Linked DNA regions of Homo sapiens: region 2 is linked to region 1. Evidence: chromatin loops called from intact Hi-C (ENCODE). Cell type or tissue: IMR-90. All regions are shown on one strand. Each heading gives the region's core, and the rest is flanking DNA. Links, peaks and the distances in the headings are about the cores only.

Region 1 (8,000 bases), core at 1-8,000:
GTCCAGGGCTTTCCCATACTCCACAATGCAGGCTGACTCGGAGAACGCTTCGGGGAATGGCCGCTCCACAGGCCCTGCACAGGAGGCAGAGGCTGGTTAGAACAAGGGAGGTGTGGGGACAAAGGTAGTGGATGGGGTTGTGACCCATTCGGGCTAAGACTGTGTCTTGCCAGCTACTTTGGGTCTAATTATATCTGATTAAAATGACCTCTGAATAATATGGTTAGATTGTAAGAAGGAAAGATTAATAATAGAAACTCTACCCTCACGGAAGATAGAAAACCAATATAGCCAGTCAGATAGTGGCTATAGCCGATGGAAATCTATTATCTGGTACGAGTCATTAGAGAAAGAAGAGCTGATGATCGCAATCTCTCAGGTTGTTGAGAGGATTAAATTAGGTAATACACCTGATATAGTACCTGCCACAGAGTAATAACCTTAAAGTTTTTTACTTTGAATCTAAAGCGGAAGGCTGGTAATCCATGAATCTGAGAACCAGACGTTTTGTAGAAAAATCCTGGGTTTTTAGAAAAGCCTATTAACTCATTCTGTCTTCCTGGGGACTATCAGGGATGTTGATATTATCAAATGGTCTCTTAGAGTAAAATCATATTCACTACAAAAGTCATTTTAACCCAAGAATGCTGCTTATGTTACCATGACTGCCTCTGATGTTAAAAGTTCCAACTTCACTACTGAAATAGCTGCGAAAATATCTTCCTATGAGTTTACATTTTCCCTCAAGAGAAAAAGACTGAGGGAAAAATATATAGTCTATCATTTCTTAAACATCTAGTAGGCTGCAGGTGCTTTATCAATGCTATCTGAGTTAATTCTCCCAATGATCCTATATGGTAGATATTATTTTCTCCATTTTCAGATAAAGAAATTGAGGCTCAGAGATGAAAGAACACCCAACCCAAATTGTGGAAGAGCCACAGTTCAAGCACAGGCAATTTCACACCAACCTCCATTCTTACGTCAGTGCCACATCTTTGCAAGCCTCACGTCTCTTCATGCTCTAAATCTCTACCAGACTGGGTCAGAATCGAGCTTTTAAGGATACCCATTTCCAGGGCATTAGGGTAGACATAATTCATATTTTATAGCTCTACTGCTAAGCTAAAACGTTAGTGTTTATCTCTTATCTATGTTATGTAAAAAGACATCAAATACTACTACTGGCAGTATTTATTGCGCACTTACTACATGCGAGGCAGTCTTCTAAGAGCTTTACATGTCTTCACTTGCTTTCCTGAGAATAGCCCTTTGAAGTAGGTACTATTTTACAGATAAGAAAAAAAGTTTAGAAAACTTAAGTAATTTGCCCAAGAAAGTACTAGAACCAAGACATAGAACCAAGATGCAGAACCTAAGTCTTGGCTCTGCTACTTTCTTAGGCAAATTATTTACCCCGGACAGTAATTACTCTGGCTAGCTAGCTAGCTATGTCACCACCCATCCATTAGGGCATTTATCTGCTATAAGGCAACCTCAGAGGCAGGAGAGTGGAAAGAACATGGCATCTGAAACCAGAGAACCTACTTAGCTGTATAACCATGAACAAGACAATTCCTCTCTCTCAGTTTGTTTATTCATCTGTAAAATGGGAATACTACCTTCTTCAAAGCATTAAAAGTGATCACACCAGGAGAGAAGTTGGCAAGTTATGGAGAATCATAGGTTTAACTTGAATTTTGAATTCTGAGGCAAGGTTAGCCACAGAATCATTCTTGAAAAAACTTTCATAGTAAATTTAGAAAGACGCCAATTTTTAAATATGTTTTAAAAAATAACTTTTAGGTATGAAAATATAAGATATCCATACTAATTTGCCTAATAGGAAAATATAATTAAATTACATAAATTGCTGATTTCCATGCATCTTTATATAAAGACCAAGAATCCGTAAGACAACCTTAATTTCTACAAATTACGTTAATATCAAACATACTGACATTTTCTTAGTCAAGTAACCCAGCTTTTAAATACACTTTACCTAAGAAAATTATAGCTGGGTGGACAGAATGACATTGTTGGGGTGGATATCAGAATATAAACTGGAAACGCTTGACTCAACACCAGGACTGGGCATTTCCTAGTGGTCACAGGACACACAGAATGTTCCTGAATTGAAACAGCCATATGACCATCAAAGATATACAGATGCTCCCTTGCTCTAGCTGCCTGCCAGAGGGCCAAGGTTGACAGAGATGGCCATTTCAGTTTTGCTTGTATGAGGTGAACTGTAGCTGGCAAATAGCACCAAGTATCATAACCCCTGTAAAGTATTTATGGCAGCCTTCCTCATTAGGTCAATCAAATGCATGCAATTTTGCTGTCATATCACAAATTTCAAGTTTTATAGTGATATATAATAATATGTAAATCCTTATGACAGATTTCTATAAGTGGCTCATTTTAGAAATTAAAATTAGGGCTGATTCTGTCTCAGCAATAGCCATCTCCACACCTCTCACCCCCGTCTTGTTTCCGAAGACATGCTAGCACACGTTTTCACATTTTGACTCTGAGGATCCCACTAGAAAGTCTACGTAAAATAAAGATCTGGCAACAGAACGTAACATCTGGGCACGTCAATAAACACTGATTACAACGTGTCCATAACTCCTTACAAAGCAGAAAAGGATCCTAACTAGTCATTCATAAGAGAAATGGGACCCACCACATAATTCCCTGTCTACCCAAAGGGACACATATCCCAAGGCGAGATGGAACTGGCATCCTTTTGTTTAAAGATCATCACTAGCGAGTTCCTACCTGAAGTGTCATGCATACACTTTGACCAGAGAATATAATCCCTCTCTTGGTTCCCCAGCGTCAGAGTGATCCCGCTGGAGCAGCAGACAGGAGTCAAGGCGAGAAGCTTGGCCGCAGAAACAGAGTAACAGTCTCTCTCCTTCACAGCCCACCTCTGACTCAGCATCATGTGATTGCAGGGGATCAGATACCTAGAATGACAAAAAGAACAAGCGTTTGGTCTCTGCAATGTCTTGAACCATTACTGGGACTAACTAAACCATAACAGGGACTCCTTGTGGCCAGGGGCAGACTCATCCTCTCTCAGCTCTCAATTGATCATCTCACCAGCCACCAGGGTTCACTCCTTAGCTTAATTTCTTCTGAAAGAACAACCTCTTTGCAAAGCACTTAATGGTCTTTATAATTCAATCTCCAGGAACTTCTTCATCTCTTAAACGATCCCTCTTCAAACTCCATGCCTTTGTGCCCACTGTCACCTTTACCTGGCCTGTGCTTTCCCCTTTTCTCTGCCTGACCAATGCCTTTCATTCTACAAAGTCCAGCTTCAGTGTCACCTTCTCTGAGAGGGAGCTAATCCCTCCCTCCACTATGCTCATGGGCCTCTATTAAGCAATATTATCTTGTATCACAATTACTTCAGTCTACCTCCTGAATATAATGTGCTACCACAGCAAGGAGCTGCTTCAGTCATTTCTCTTATAATCCCAGAAACTCTGGCTCATTGCAGGCACTGAATGGCAGCAGCAAACAACCACTCCATAGTGTAAACCTTTTCTTATGTTCTTACGTGTGGCCAGGAGAAAATATAATGGTAAATGACTCACTGAGGATCACTGGGCCCCATTTCACATAAAACACTTTTGGTTGGTGATCAAAAGCATCTTAGTATCATTTTGAACCTGGGGACAAGAAAACCTGAGCAACCATTTCTGACACACCTGGAGCACATCAGTGGGCTTCATGGCTAGAATAAAGTGTGTTTAAATGACTTACTTTCTTAACAGGGAAAAAAAACATACTGCTTATTTAAACAAAAATGGAGCAAATGGGATAAAGAACTTATAGCCAGAGCCAAGCATCACATATGTGTGCAGGAGCCAATTGCAGATGAGCCTAATCCCTTATGTGAACGATCACAAACTTTCAATCAGCCAGAGTGTTTTTGCTTCTGTATTTGGCATTTGAGAAAGAAGCCGTGCAGAGAAAAACAAGCTAAGATTAAGGTTTTTGTAAAAAAAAGATAAAAAGTACGACTTTCAGGACATGCCTTCAGGCCTGTAAACATTCAACCATCTCCCATACCTCCTGCTGATCCAAATGAGGAAAACCTAAGTTGATATTCCCAACTGATCCACTGCAAGAGCCAGAGTCAGAGAGGAAAGAAAGATTCCATTCTCTGTGTGGTACTTGATGCTGAAGGTTTTAATAATACTTTCCAGGTATGATATAGCAAACTTGCCACTTAACCTTCAGTTTTCAGAAAAAGCAAACCATCTAGGTAAGGCGGTCCTCATCCCCTCCTCCTACTGTCTCCATGGGCAGATATATATTTTGAACCTGCTGTCAGTAAGAACCAGACACACCCTGCAGGTCTGATGTGGTGGCAGCTGTTTTCATAAGCGCAGTTTCATGAAAGTAGAAGGTTACAAGGACAAAAAGGAAAGTATGGAACAGGGGGCAAGACTGTTCTGATTCTTGGCTTAGTTTTGGGGACTTTAGCAATGAGGAAAAATGAATGCTGCAGGCAGAAAATAAAGGAGCTCTTTTCCACAAGGATATCTGTGAGTAGAGATGCTCTGGTAACCAGAAATAACACAGGAGAGAGAAGCATTCTCGCACCTCTGTGTGAACCCACCAGCTGTGAACAAAGCATAGCTGGACCCCAGTGGGCACCCAGAGAAGACAATGCTGCTCTAGCACCACAGGAGGGCGCCAGGGTGCACAGCAGGAACAGGGGCAGCAGGTTGAGGGGTGGGAAGGGAAGGCAGCAGCAACAAAAGGGATCAGAGCAGGAGAGAGGACCATGGCTGATGCTGCTGTGGCAACCGTGGTGGGAGATTTGTTCATGCATATATTTAAGACTCCTTATTTGGGGGTGGGGTACTGTGCCTCATGCCTGCAATCACAGCATTTTGGGAAGCTAAGGCGGGAGGACTGCTTGAGGCCGAGAGTTCAAAACGAGCCTGAGCAACACAGCAAGATCCTGTTTCTATAAAACATAGAAGAGTTAGCCGGGTGTAGTGGTGTGTACTTGTAGTCCCAGCTAGTCGGGAGGCTGAGGTAGGAGGATCACTTGAGCCCAGGACATAGAGGCTGCAGTGTGCTATGACTACACCACTGCACTCCAGCCTGGGGGACAGAGTGAGAGCCTGTCTCTAAAAAACAAAAACAGATAAACAAAAAAGATTTCTCACTTGGTGATCCCTAGAAGTGATAAGTGATACTTTTTGTGTTGGGTGGGGGGTTTGGGGGTTGGGCCCAAGGTTTTCTATGAGGTGGCTGGGGTGAGAGCTGGGAAAATCTGTCCTGTAGCCATTGATGTGAACTCTTCCTATAGGCTGGTGAGGCCTAGAGAAATTCGGATTACACAGGATTTATGGTATCCTTATTTTGGTCATTAATTATTTAAGAAATAAACTGCTTCAATGCTTTTATATACTGCTGGAACAGCAATGACTGCTTACAGCTCAAACTAAGCATATTTCATGATTTAAGTTGATATTCATAGATTTTTATTCTTTGTTTGAAGTATTAAAAATGGAACACTGGATCAAAGCTAATAAAGCTATTTATCAAATATCACCAGTGGGTAGCTTGAAACTATATTAGAATAAAGACTTATTGGGAATTTGCAACTTTACAAACACATGCTTTCAGTAGAAACTAAAAATTTTCTTCTGAATAAATCAAATCAAGGGAGATCCCCTATTGGTTGAAAGAGAGTCTACGAAACTGGAAATGGGGAGTCTATTCAAATGAATAGCCCGCCAGTATTCTGAATGGTGGTTCTCAGAGGTTATTATGTTAAGTGAAATAAGCCAGGCACAAAAAGACAAATATCACATGTTCTCACTCATACGCGGGAGCTACAAAAGTGAATCTCATGGAAGTAAAGAGTAGAATGGTGGTTACAGAGGCTGGGAAGGGAAGGGGGAAGAAGTTAGTTAAGGGGTACAAAAATACAGCTAGATAGAGTGCTAGTATTTAATAGTACAGTAGAGAAATTACAGTTGACAATAATTTATTGTATATTTCAAAATAGCTAGAAGAAAATAATTGTAATGTTTCCAACACAAAGAAATGATAAATGCTTGACATGATAGATATCCTAATGATCCCGATTTGATTATTACACAGTGCACGCATGCATCAAAATATCATGTGTACCCCAAAAATATGTGCAACTATTATACATCAATTTTCAAAAGAAAAGAAAAAAGCAGTGGTTCTGCTGTATCTTTAAAATGAAGGATCATCCCAGAAGAAAGAATAGAAAAACAGACTGTGCTCCTCTGTCTCTGTCTTTTCATCACTCACAGGAAAAGATTAGAAATAGAATGAATGCCAGAATATCCCCACATTTCAAATATGAAAATGAATTGGCTGTCAATAGTAGAAAAATCACTTATGAATTTAGTATAGGTATTTATCATCAAACTATCTTTTCATTTATACTATATGTATTTTGTTTGAGAATTTAAATTCATGAAACTATAAAAATAATCAGAGACTAATAAATATCTGACTTCAGAGGTCCAGATTTTGCAAAGCCATCCCCCAACACAGAAGGAAAAAAAGAAAAATATATATATAATATATAAATAAAATATGTATCATATATATTATACATATTGTCCAAAATATGATATATGATATATATATATCATACATATTGTCCTCCCTGATTTTCACTATTTCCCCAACCCTTTATAACCCTGGGCCTGTTTCTTATTTTCTTGGATATCGGTCATTAAATTAAACCATCATCACTTCTAAAATAATTCTGTGACAATCAATTGATAACAAAGCATACATATTGCCCTATGCTACACTGACCATAAACACAAGCAAAACAAGGCAGTGAAGTACGATGAGCTAAGTGAAGTGCTTCTTCTGGGATGATAACCCCAACAATGCACCAATAGACAAACATCTACAAAGCAATGTTAGTGAATTCAAAAAGATCATTTGTGATTCAAAGAAGTTCTGGCCATATTTCTCCTATTCATTTTCCCCTAGGCTGGCAGGCTTTACAGGGTTTTTGTTGTTGTTGTTGTTGTTGTTGTTGTTTTCCTTTCCTCCAAACCCCTAGCTCCTATGCAAGATGAAAATGTTCCTGAAGTATACACACAGCTTCTCTTCAGGCAAAACAACCTCTATCTGAACACAACAGGCAAGACAGTTCATAAACCTGACAATGGACCAGTACTTCTGAAAAAAACTCTCTAAAAAGAATATTCAGAAATAGTATTCAATGTATTAAGCAATTAAATTTTGTCTCAACTGGGAGGTTCCAGGCACATGGCAGAGATTTGTTACCTCACTGCTTGTCAGCATTTCCTGCCTGCCTTTGGCCTATCATATGTCATATCCGTGGAGGTGGACAATTTCTCCTTGGTTTTCTGCTCACTAAAATATCCTGTCTTTGGGGGTACCTTATTTCAACTTACTTTTCTGATATTTCACCAAATGAAAGAAACTAGTATCCGTTACAAATGGATCATCATTTTGAAATGTTGGTATTTATGAGTATTTGGGTTGTAATAAAAATTGACATACAGTCATTATTTATTTATCACATAACAAATACCTTCATTAAACGCAGTCACATAATCTTCACAGCTCTACTGCCTCTCAGATCTGCAAGTTTATCATGTATATTCAAATGACTGCAGTGGCAGCAACAAACAAAAAGGACAGATTATAAATCTATTTTTTATGTCCCTTAAAATAATGTTTAAATGACTTGAAGAATAAAGATTTTTTTATTGGCTTTGCTTTTTGCACAGATTCTAAATCTGAAAAGAATTATTTTCATTAGTTTAAAATGTCCTTTCTAGAAAATTCCCTCCCTTAAAATGTGTGTTATACTTTATAGCAGGGGTGTCTAATTTTTTGGCTTCCCTGGGCCACACTGGAAGAATAATTGTCTTGGGCCACACATAAAATACACTAGCACTAATGATAGCTAAAAGAAAAAAAAATTGCAAAAA
Region 2 (12,217 bases), core at 2,432-10,431, 730 kb before region 1:
GAGAAAACTGAGGCTCAGACAAGTGAATAACTCTCCCAGTTTTCCAGGTAGTTCGGAACGCTGGTATTTAATCTCAGGACTCTCTAATGCTGCAGGTACTGGCTGTTCTTTTACTATGCTTTGTAACATATACATTTTTTTTCTTGTGAACTTAACACGTTTCAACTATTAGTATTTTGTAGGGTTAGTCTGGGGGCCTATTGCTGTTGACATTGTTTCTATGAGACAATACAAAGTTTCAAACAGTTGACTTACAAATAATTTTTGTAGCACCGTCCCTTTATAAATTTAAAATTTTTTGTGTAATCCCTTTTAAGTTTTTTTTTTCCTTTTTAGTTATAGAGTTATCTCACAGATTATGTAACAATTTTAGTCATGAAAAAACTGGAAATATTCAGACCGTATGCATGTTTGTCCTGTGTCTTTTTGTAAACTGAGGGATGATACTTCAGGGTCTGGGGTCAGGCAACTGAGAACAGGGTGCCTAACAGGTGACTATCCTCAAAAGACAATGCAGTACCATTCTCATCAGTTAATCAATTAGTACTTTTGACAATTATGACCAAAAAAAAACACAGCACCTCTCATAGGACCTCTTAGCAATACTGTGTTAGGTTCAGGTTTTTCTTCATTGTTCAGTTATTCATGATAATAGACAAGCCTATATTCAAAATTTTAATCTTCTCATTCTCATAACAAATTAGTCCATAACCTAATTTGTTGTTTTTGTATGTATAAACTTCAGTTAGTTCAAGGGGTGTATAATTTTAATCTATTATACTCCTGTAGTAGACTGTTGGGTTTGTTAGAACTTTTCAGCAAGGTCTGCTAGGCTTATTAAACAGTCGTATTGCTTTTGTTTCAGAAAATAACATCTCTAATTATTTATTCTACAATAAAATTTTCATTAATATGAAGATTTTATACATACCCAAAACACCGACCATCATAAGCTCTGTTGGTAAAGCAAATTTGGGAATTATTACCCTCCCAAATTTAGTAATTTAATATCCTCCAAAGTCTGAGTTCAATGGCTATATAATGAATTTTTATTTCCCTCCAATATTTAATATCTTTTACTTCTCTTTATAAAACTATTAGACATGTTAAATATGTAATGTAGAAAAGGCACTTGTCTTTACAGTGTCCTAAATTATTAGTAATCTCACGGGTCAGAAATAACCACAATAAGGATTTTAAGCATATAATTTTTTAAACAAAACTGCCACTTTAATTCATTTTTAATATACTGCTAGTATTTTCCCATGGCTGTAGGTATTCAAAAGTATATAATCTGCCATATAAATATATCGTAATTTCTCACTATTGTTGATTTAGATTGTGACCTGCTTTGAACATCGTTATGCATAAATTTAACCACATCACTGTACACAGATTTCTACAAGTAGTTTTATTGGGTCAAGGAGTGTGAACTTCTTTAGATTCTTGATAAATATTATTAAATTTTTTCAGAAAAAATTGTATCAGTTCAAAAACAGCATGGGGTTTCTAATGTTACAAGACATTATATTTTAAAGCACATTTATTCTTATGGCAAAGCTTTGTGGACTTTACTTAGCTGATACTGTATCATTGTACTTCCATGTTTATTATTCTAGGTTTTCTGTGAACTGAATTTTCATTTTGAGAAAATAACGATATATGTTTTTACTTAAGGCCTCATAAGGAAAATATATCAATTGATTAAAAAATTATTTGTCGCTCATAGTGATTTTATTTTTTATTCTTATAGGAGATAATATTTGCCATAGACTTGTCACCTATATTATTTTCAACTGTAATTTTCTTCTATTCTTTTCATCGTTTTAAAACTGTGATCTGTGTTTTTATCTAAATAGATGACCCACATGTATGATTTGATAATTTATTATTGATTCAACATATTTTTTATATGGAGAGTCTTATGGTTGTCTCATTTTTTGTCACATTAGATTATACTTTTACATTTCTGAATTTTAGCATGGTATCTTTACAGTATAAGTGACAACCTCTCCCAAAGTATATAGCTATTAATAATCTCTACTGTAAGAGTACTTCTCATGCTAGCAGGAGCAGCTGCCAGAAATACTTGCCTGTTTCCTATAGCACTGTTACTTAGCATTACATTTCTGTCATAGCTTTGTCATTTAGCCCCAATCCTGGTTTGCCTTAAAAAAAAAAATTCTAGTCTAGCTATGATTAATTCTCATTTAAAGTAGTTGTAGCAAGTCTCCTCTTCTAAAATGTCTTGATGACTAAAAGGGATTTCACGAAACTCAACATCACTTTCATAGAACTCTTAGCCAAGTAAAAATATATTGATACCTCCTTAACATACGGAAATATAAAACGTTTTAAAAGCCAGCATCATCCCCCCCCCTCCTGTAACTAGTCTATTTGGTATCCACTGGTTACATTTGTGCCTGTTTTTCTACATCCTTTCCATGACCTCATGGTCCAGCTTACCTCTCTCTTGAAACCTCCCTTCTGGCACTGGTTTCATCCACTGTTGTCCTCAATTATTGCTGTTATCTTTGGTCCTTAGGCATACTATATGGGCTGCTCAATGATGTTATATGACAACTTTGTATAGATATCTCCTTGGTTAGGTTATAAACTCTTACAATTCAGAGGTTATTTTTAATACCTTTTTATGCTTCCAGAGATATGCAGGAGAAAGTTAGTATAAATATTTCTATGGCTGATTCATTGAAGTGTCTGTTAAACTTGGAAAAATCCTTAAGGAATTTTTGTGCTGTAAGAATGTGGCTTGTTTTTGTTTACTAAATGTTTTTAAGTGACTGTGCAGCTGTGATTTTGAATATTTCATTTTCTAAATTTAACGAAACTCAGATACAGTTTGACACTTAATTTTAAAAGTAATTACTATGTACTAATTTTGAAAATGAAAAAGAAACACACATGGTATAGTCATTTAGGTGGTACTTTTGGGAGTCTAGAGTAGCTCCTAAATATCAGAAAATGCTGAAATAGAGAAAAAAAATACAGTACTTTGAAGAGAAGAAAGAATAGGGTGGTGGTATGAGCAAATTTAGAGAGGGAATTTAATAGGGTACCTGTTTTGTGGTGGGGTTTTTTTGGTTTGTTTTGTTTTTGTTTGTTTGTTTTTGAGTGAGGAAACTAAAATGTGGCTTTCTAAGCTTCTCTTACTTGCATATATCTTCCATTGGTACTTGGAAAATATAAACATTTCCAGATCCTTTGGTGTTTTTTATGGTCACTACTTACTTTATCAATAAAGGCATTAATTACTGTCAGTTATCACATATCAGACCATTCTATTTTAGATCCTTTGGTCTTTTTCTCTTTAAGAATGTTTCACACATCATGCATCAACATGAGTAAGCAATGTAATTGTCGGTTTTCTTTGCATTCTCTGTGCTGTGCAAGCCACCGGCTATAAATAAGATGATGATCCCCCATGCCCATGCACAAATGAAAAGTCACAGTGATAAAACTACAAACAAACCATTATAGTACAAAATAATAACTGCTTAAATGGACCTACGTACAAAGTACTGTCAGAGTATGAGGAGGCACTCAGAGCTCAATATGAGTGGTTCAGGAAGGGCTTCACAGTAACCCTGAATTAAAACATGAAGATGTTTGCTAAGTAGGTGATCAGAGGAGTGATAGAGGGAACTTGTATCATTGCTTGGGATCGTGTCTTGTCTTATGTTTTTTCATATTAAGTATACTGCTGCAAATTACATCTTGCCGTCAATTTATTAATGTTGAAAAAATACGTATTGAGCACCTAGAGTAGAGAACTTTCCTAGAAACTGTAGATATAACAGTGAACTTGATAGACAAAGGCCATGCCCTCATGGAGCTTAGATTGTAGTTTGGGGAGACAGAAAATAAATACTACTGTTAATATTTTGATGACAGTAAAATAGGGTAATAGAATAAGGTATGATTTGGGATGTAGAAGAGGCACTACTCTAGTTACTTTCTATACATAAACTCATTTAATCCTTAAAATCACCTTGTGAAGTACGTTGTATTGTATTTTACCTGTTTTACACGTGAGGAATCTCAGGCATAGGAAGGTTCTTGCCCCTTAGCTAGTAAGTAATGTAGCTAGGACACTAACTCAAGCAGTCTTATTCCAGCATCACAGCCACTGCAGGAAACGGATCTGGAGTAGGCATTTGTTGAACAGACCCTTAGTGTCCAAATGTTTTAAGGGTTAACTTTTGCCATATAATCTTGGAATTTTAAATGTGTAATTCTCACCTTTCCCAACAATTTATGATGGTCTCAATATCTAATTACTGATAATACTGCCTTCTGTATGTTTTTGTCATCAGATGATGTTTTAGTATTGGGTTGTGCCCTAGTTGTCAGATAGGAGTACAAAGCGACTTAGCACATGATTTATAAATCTGTAACTACACTATGGAAACAACTTGTATGATTTTGTCTTTTATGTAACAAATTTTTAATTAGGTAACAATTTGTATAATTTTGACATCAAAGGGCAAGGCTATTTAAATTTGTAAATATAAACTAAGTTAGGTTTTACAGAAACTAACTTAATGTTGAGGCTTGTAATATAGAAGACAGATGAAAAATATGCTAAAAATAAACTTGGAACTAAGCTCCTGGCAAGGTAAACAAGTGTGAAATAAGTCCACAGTCCCTTGTCTGCAAAGCAGAAATCCATCATGCTCTGAAAACTGAAAATTTAAAAATAAAGGTAGCAAAACCTAACCCAAACTAACATAAAACAGTCATCTTTATTATTTATCTGAATATTCATATATTTTGCTGGAGAAACACTAATGTGTGATATACTGGAAGTGCTCTGTAATAAATAGTATATGCACTCTGTTACCTTTCTACAATTCAAAATATTCTGAATTTAGGAACACAGCTGTCTCCAAGAGCATGGAACTAAATCCAGAGACCTTAGAGTTTTACAACTGTCACCCACTCATAAAAAACTGAACACACTTTGAAATGTCAGAGTAGTCTAAGCTTTATCTTAAGTCTCTGAGTACATGCATATTAAATACTTTAAAACATACATATATAGATGAGTACCTAAAGTTTATTAACCTAATTATAGGCTATTATAACCATATAATACAATGATAGTTTGGAGCTTTTATATTACTTTTCTTCAGTGATTAAAATACAGCTCATGCTAATAGACTTATTCTTTAAATGAGTGTAGAGAACCTCAACCACATTTTTTTTAATTGTCCCAGTATTTCCATGGGAAATTAACACCACAAAATTAATTTTAATCTGCTGATATATAGTATGCATACTCTCTGTGTGTGTTGCTACTGTTACAAAGATGAATAAGACAGCACACCTTTCCCTTAAGGAATCCACAAATGCCTTCATGTCTCTGAGAGACTTGTCTCATCATCCACATTTCATGGTCACATATCAAAATTAGATGAACATGGCTTAATTAATTTATTCAACAAATAAGCATCTGCTAATAGCCAGGCCCAGTTCTAGGCACTTGGGATACATTAGTGAACAAAACAGGAAAAAAAGTCCTTTCAACATTTTAGCGGTCCTGAGAAGTCCTCCAAGGCAAGAGGCAGTTTGTGCCAACATACAGTGTGTCATCAGACTCCTTTATTAAATTATACACTTTTCATTTCTAAATCATTTGGTGATAATTTGTATTATAGTTTTTTCATATGTATACATAACTACATACATGTACATACAATTTACCTGATTTGATAGAATTAAGTTAGTGGCCTTATTGAAATGTATAATCTGCCGGTTTTCAAATACTGTTAGATAGTATCTATTACAAGCAAAATATTATTTTGATGCTCTGAAATGATAAATAGGATTCCATTTAACTCCCTTTTTAAATATTTTTGTGAAACAACTTTCTTTTGGTGTTTTTAATAATTCTATCAGGCACAGCTTAGTGATTTCTTTCTGAATTATTCCTGGATCAGAATTAGACTTCTTGTCTTTTTCCATGCCACTATGGAAGGTTGCAGAAACTAGCATGTATCTCACATATAAATTAGTTATATAATGGTAGATAAAATTTATGGTAGATATATTTGTGTTATATTTTGGTATAAATAACAGTAGATATAATTTAAGATTTTTAAAGATGATATTAATTTTACTATAGAAATAATAGTGGAAAGGCCCAGCATTTTTGGTAAAGTTGATGACATTCTAAATGTTAGCAGTTTCAATTCAGTTATTTCCTTTCACAAGTACCTGCTGATGCAGCACGTCTCTTTATTTGTATATATAGTGTTTTACTCCTAAAATATGAAGGGTAAAATTATTAAAGTAGGGTTTTTTTAAGTCAATATCTTAGATTAATAAAGTTTTCTTTTGTGACTTTGATAGTGTCTTGTGTTTATATATTTATAAACTTCATTGCAATTTAGGAATGGGGGAAGCAGTGAGTCTTTCTCAAATATTAATACTGTTTTTGTAATTCTGTTTTTCTATACTGAATATTTTTCAGAGCTATCGAACCATAAAATAGCAGGCTTTTCTTCTTAGGAGAGCCATCATTTCTCAAACGTACATCTTACTACATTGGCATTATTTGCATATTTGTTTTTCTTTGAGAGAGAGAATAGTTGAAAGTGGCCATTGAAAGTAGCACCTCCAAGTGTAGATAATGCTAAAAACATTGCAGTGATCCACTATACATGTAATATTTTGATATAATTAACTTGAAACATTAATTTTATAGTGGAATTCCATGTTTGCATTCATTAGGAATTTACTCACAACTAAATCAAGACTTTTAATTTGAACTTTCTTCCTCAAGTAAAGGTAGCACTCCCCACCCCATACATAAAAGAGACAGAAAAGGTTAAATATTTATCCCAAAAGCACATGGCTAATTAGCCATTTGTTTATGATTATTTTGTGGTATCCTCATATAATGATGGGAAAATCTGTTTTGAGGATTTGAGAAAATTTATGGTAATGTTGAATGGGATTTTCTTAAATTTCTTCTCCTTTGCTAGTCTTGAACATGAAAATTGAAACTTATGAGCTATTTAATTACATTTTTATGTGTGGGTGATTTCATATAGTTCACTTGGGAACAATTTCAGCTTAAACAGCTTTTCAATAATCCATAGAAATCTCTGCGTTATCACTTTAGATTTTAAAATGTCACTGTTGCTACTAATATGAACATGTAGGGGCAGTATAGTACTGTTTTTGTAAATCTTGTCTGAATTTGTGAGTTTTAAAAATCTGTGTTACTGTTAGAAGTTTGTTCTTCTCTAAGATAACATAACTATATCTTGCTTTTTTAAAGGATGGTTGGTACTGCTTCATTAAGTTGGAACTATTCTTTCAGTTCATGTTCTTACATGTGTTATACAAAATCTCTTATATTATGAAAGCTCTTGGCCCTGATTTATATTTGAAGTCAAGGAATATGTTTAGTTAAAAGGAAAAATGCATTTTTATTGTCTGACAATAAAAATGAGAATAAATGGATTCATAAAAACCGGAAAATACCAAGATCAGTGCAGTTTTGCCCTTACTCTGTGTCATCCTTTCAAAATGAATGTTTATGATAATTTTTACAGTCTTAATTTTTCAATATGACAAGTGAACAAAACTGAGATTACCGAACAGTCTTATTTTTAAGATTCTTTAATTGGTACATCTTTTTTTCGTGTCAAAATGGTTAAGGTTATTACAAACTTTATTACAAAATATAGTAACTTTTCCCCCGACTTAATATTTAAAAGAAGACAACTGAGCAGTTATCTCTTCCATCTATGTATTCACTTTATTCAACACCTCCTATGAGCCACGGACTGCTTTAGGCATTTAGAGTACAACAGTGAACAAAACATCCCAGCCATCACCCTCGTGGAGTTCATATCAGAAAAGCAGAGTGCCTAAGAGCGCGGATTATAGGGTCAGTTGGACCTGGGTTTAAGTTCTTTGCTGTACCACTTACTAAGCCTTATCTGTGAAGAGCTAATAGTAGTACCTTTTACAGAGGGTTGTTGTAAGGATAAAATGAAATAACCCATGGAAAGCATGGTTATGTACAAGAGTTCTGTAACTATTATGAAGCCCTCATAAGACATTTTTAGATGTGTTGGTAAAATTTATAATTAATTCTCCTGATGTAATAGTACTTATGATAGAGATTTTGAGTATTTTTTTCATTTTTAGTTTCTTCAAGTGGTAAAAGAAGATGCACAGCATAAATTTTGAATAATTTTTCTTAAACAGTTTCCTGAGTGACTTTTAATCTTCTCTGAGTGGAAAGATACCATGCATAAAAAGTTAATGTGATTTGGTTCTACTTACATTATGTAGATTCATTCAGTGCGACTATCATATATGTAAAAATTAACCCCATTATGTCTCCCTACATGAAGAAAAGCATATGTGACATCTTGGTAGTTTGTTTGGAGATTCTCAGATGTTCAGAATAAATGTGTTGGTTTCAAATGTCATTAAATTGGAATTTTTAAAATCGCTATATAAGAATTAAAAATACATGTTATTGATTTACATATTATGTTAGCTGCTAAAATGTCTAGTATATAGTTTCCATTATAATTTTAAGTTCTGACACCATTTTCCTACTGAAGCCCCCAAAATTTGGTAATTAAGAAATGTAACATACTTTTTAACAAATTTGAAAACTGTCTTGTCAAAATGGTACCTGATATATCATTACTACATAAGAATTGAGACTTAAAACATTTAAAGAACTGATTCACAAATTTTAACAAAAGTACTTAGAAAATTAGACCTTTCTTTAGTACCCTGTGCTTCTCTTGGTTCTTGTTATTTCTGTGTTATACAGAAATTCCATATTTAACACACACACATGCATGCATCCGCACACACGGGCATCCCACACACATAGAAGTAAAATTCTAACCACCCCCTACCTCTATTTAATAGCTTATCAGCTATGTTCATGCTACAACTGCTTCATTGAAGGGAAGTCCTATTCTGCTGTTTTCATATTAGCTTTGTTATAATGCAGTATTTTTCAGCTGCTCATGCTCATTACCATACAGCTGGTATGTAGAGAAGAGAAGGAAACAGGCAGAAGTTGTACTGTCTACAAGAATAAGAAGCTCTCTTGCAGATGGGGTGCTGGCAGATGGGGCATGTGTTTGAACAGGTTTTACTAATAACAGAGTGCGTTAAAAATCATTCTGAGAAAGTCCTAAGGTCAGTGCCATGGATTCAGAGCTTGAGAGGTTGTTCAGCTTTTTCGTAGACCTTTTTAGAATATTAATCGACTCTTACAAAAAAAAAGTAATAAATGGCAAACCATACCTCCTCCAAAAAAAACTTACCAGTTTTTTTCTTCTTTATATTAGTATGTTTTTTCTTTAGTATAATTTTAAAAGCATTAATACTGTCACCTAGTATCATCAACTTGTGTTGTCGTAGTCTTAAATATATTTACTTAAAATGTCTACATCTATATACAAAAATGTAGATGCTTTGTGAAAATGGTAATAACATTCTTCAGTTTCTGTATATTAGAATATTTATTAGAAAGTGAAAACTAAAGATTTAGATATCAGTGTGTATAGTGTTGACTACGTTGAAGATTAAGTCGAGGAATGTTTTATCTGCATACAAAGTTAGAAGTGAATGGTATGCCCAGAAATGTATCTATTGTTAAAAATATTTCTTGCATATTTTGCATATTCACAAAACCAAAGTGAATGAAGTATAATTAAAATAACCATCATTTTTATTAGAGTATTTTAGTGGGATCTTAGTCTTTTTGGCCCTTTTTTATTAACTAGTATTTCTTGATATATCCTCTCTCAATGGGAGATGCTGATGAAAAGCAACTGAAGCAAAATAAAGCTAGGCAATTTTGTGTAACATATGTAGTATTCAATTTAATTTTAAAGGAAATAGAACTTGTTCTTTTCATAGAGATTAAAATATGTGAATATATATAATATATATGAAATGTATACAAGTATAGCTAGTTTTTTTTTATACTTTAAGTTCTAGGGTACATGTGCACAACGTGCAGGTTTGTTACATATGTATACATGTGCCATGTTGGTTTGCTGTACCCATTAACTTGTCATTTACATTAGATATTTCTCCTAATGCTATCCTTGCCCCATCCCTCAACCCCACGACAGGCCCCAGTGTGTGATGTTCCCAGCCCTGTGTCCAAATGTTCTCATTGTTCAATTCCCACCTATGAGTGAGAACATGCGGTGTTTGGTTTTCTGTCCTTGTGATAGTTTGCTCAGAGTGATGGTTTCCATCTTCATCCATGTCCCTACAAAGGACATGAACTCATCCTTTTTTATGGCTGCATAGTATTCCATGATGTATATTTGCCACATTTTCTTAATCCAGTCTATCATTGATGGACATTTGGGTTGGTTGCAAGTCTTTGCTATTGTGAATAGTGCCACAATAAACATACGTGTGCATGTGTCTTTATTGTAGCATGATTTATAATCCTTTGGGTATATACCCAGTAATGGGATTGCTGGGTCAAATAGTATCTAGATCCTTGAAGAATCGCCACACTGTCTTCCACAATGGTTGAACTAGTTTATAGTCCCACCAACAGTGTAAAAGAGTTCCTATTTCTTCTCCACATCGTCTCCAGCACCTGTTGTTTCCTGACTTTTTAATGATCGCCATTCTAACTGGTGTGAGATGGTATCTCATTGTGGTTTTGATTTACATTTAGTTTTTAAAGCTAGTATAAGTTACAACACTTTTGGCAACTCAGAAACTCATGCTTCAGATTTCTTGTCAGTAAAATGGAGGTACAAAATACTGTCTGTGAAGTTAATAACTATGAATAAATAAAATGATTTAAATGAGACCTGTGAGAAGTGGTGTACTTTAACAAGCATTGCTAAAACTGTGTATTCCTTTTAATAGTGAAAGTTTAGATTCTGTTGGGCATTTTAAAGGTACAGAAGTCCTAAACTGTGAAGTTGCATTTTTATTGCTCATCAAACTTATTTTCTTCCAATTTAATTTGTATTTGGACTGTATGACTGATAAATATGTAGAAATGCTTTTATGACTTTTCCCTGAGGGGGAAATATATTAAGTATTATAAACAATAGACAGTATAATTATAAAATGATAAACCTGTAAAATGTATTTTTCACCTACATCATCATTTCTTATTTAGAAAATTATGAGTTTTTAAAATTGTGTTCAAAATTAATGGTTTTCTGTTGTTATTTCTGTAGCTCTACCATTGTTGATTAGGGTATGTCTTGTGTGGCTAATTATCTCATATAAATATTTTTTATTGGTACCCTACTATATGCAGGAACTATGTGAGGAGCTGAGATACAACAAGAATCAAAACAGAATAAAAATACTGCCCTCATGGAACTTACAGTCTATTGGAGAAGACAGACAAATATTTAATGTGCTCACACTGTAACAAGGTGTTGGCTTCAAGCACTGGGAAATCAGAGATAGCCTGTATACAGATAATTCACATATTTTCATCTCCAACCCAGACCTTTCTTCTGGGCCAGAACCAGTTGGAGCATGAGATTTGGATACCCAGTTATCTCCAAGATATCTCAAGATCCTCCTCACCCCTGGCCCCCAGAAAACAAAAAACAACCAACTAACCCAGTCCTTGTTATCCAATTGCACAAGTGAGAAAACAGGTGTTATCTTTGATACCTTCCTCTTTTTTACTTGCCATGCATGACCCATCTGTTACTATCCTATCAGTTTGATGTCCTAAATGTCTCTTAACTGCCCACTCCTATGCATCTCTGTTTCTACCTAGCTAATCGAAGCCATCATTATCTCTTGCCTGGTCTAGTGGAATAACTTCCTCACACAGTCTCTCCACATCTACTCTCAATCACTGCCATTCTATTTTCAGCATTACACTTTGAATGATTTTTTTCAAGAAATAACATCTGATTATATCTTTTTCTTAACTACTATGCAGCATTAGCTTTTCATTACTCTTATGGTAAAACCCAAAATCCTTTGAGGTCTTGGGTAATGTATCCCTTGTCTACTTCTTCAGCCTCATCTTACACCTGCCATCCTACCTCTGTTCAGTGTCCTCTAGCTATAGGTGGTTATCCCTCCCTGCTCCGAACCTAGCTCAGTCATTCATTCAGCGAGAAGATGCCTTCTGTGAACCCACAGACTAGGTGGAAACCTCACCATTCTTAACACTCTTCGAACACTGCAGCATTTA

What was found. A loop is a pair of places that touch in the nucleus more often than their neighbours do. Peaks named below come from ENCODE experiments on the same cell type or tissue, not always from the same donor. Only the 100,000 strongest peaks of a DNase experiment are listed, where the experiment ranks them.
Region 2: it touches region 1 in a loop (2.8-fold over the local background); 2 of 110 quality-filtered maps call a loop at or near these places.

Annotation. Positions count from the first base shown.
Region 1 is chr4:151,641,533-151,649,532 of GRCh38, reverse strand. It overlaps FHIP1A (FHF complex subunit HOOK interacting protein 1A), which reads right to left. Exons shown (of 14, transcript NM_001109977.3): 10 at 2,785-2,975; 11 at 1-74. Among named protein-coding and RNA genes, the nearest start is that of GATB, 120 kb to the left of the region's middle. RefSeq lists an enhancer at 2,833-3,394. In IMR-90, for the core only: a CTCF peak has its summit at 4,703 (motif pointing right); no DNase peak of the experiment used is centred there; H3K27me3 peaks cover 1,820 bases.
Region 2 is chr4:152,365,051-152,377,267 of GRCh38, reverse strand. The region is part of intron 4 of FBXW7 (F-box and WD repeat domain containing 7); the gene reads left to right. Among named protein-coding and RNA genes, the nearest start is that of FBXW7-AS1, 33 kb to the right of the region's middle. RefSeq lists an enhancer at 7,903-10,765. In IMR-90, for the core only: a CTCF peak has its summit at 7,190; no DNase peak of the experiment used is centred there.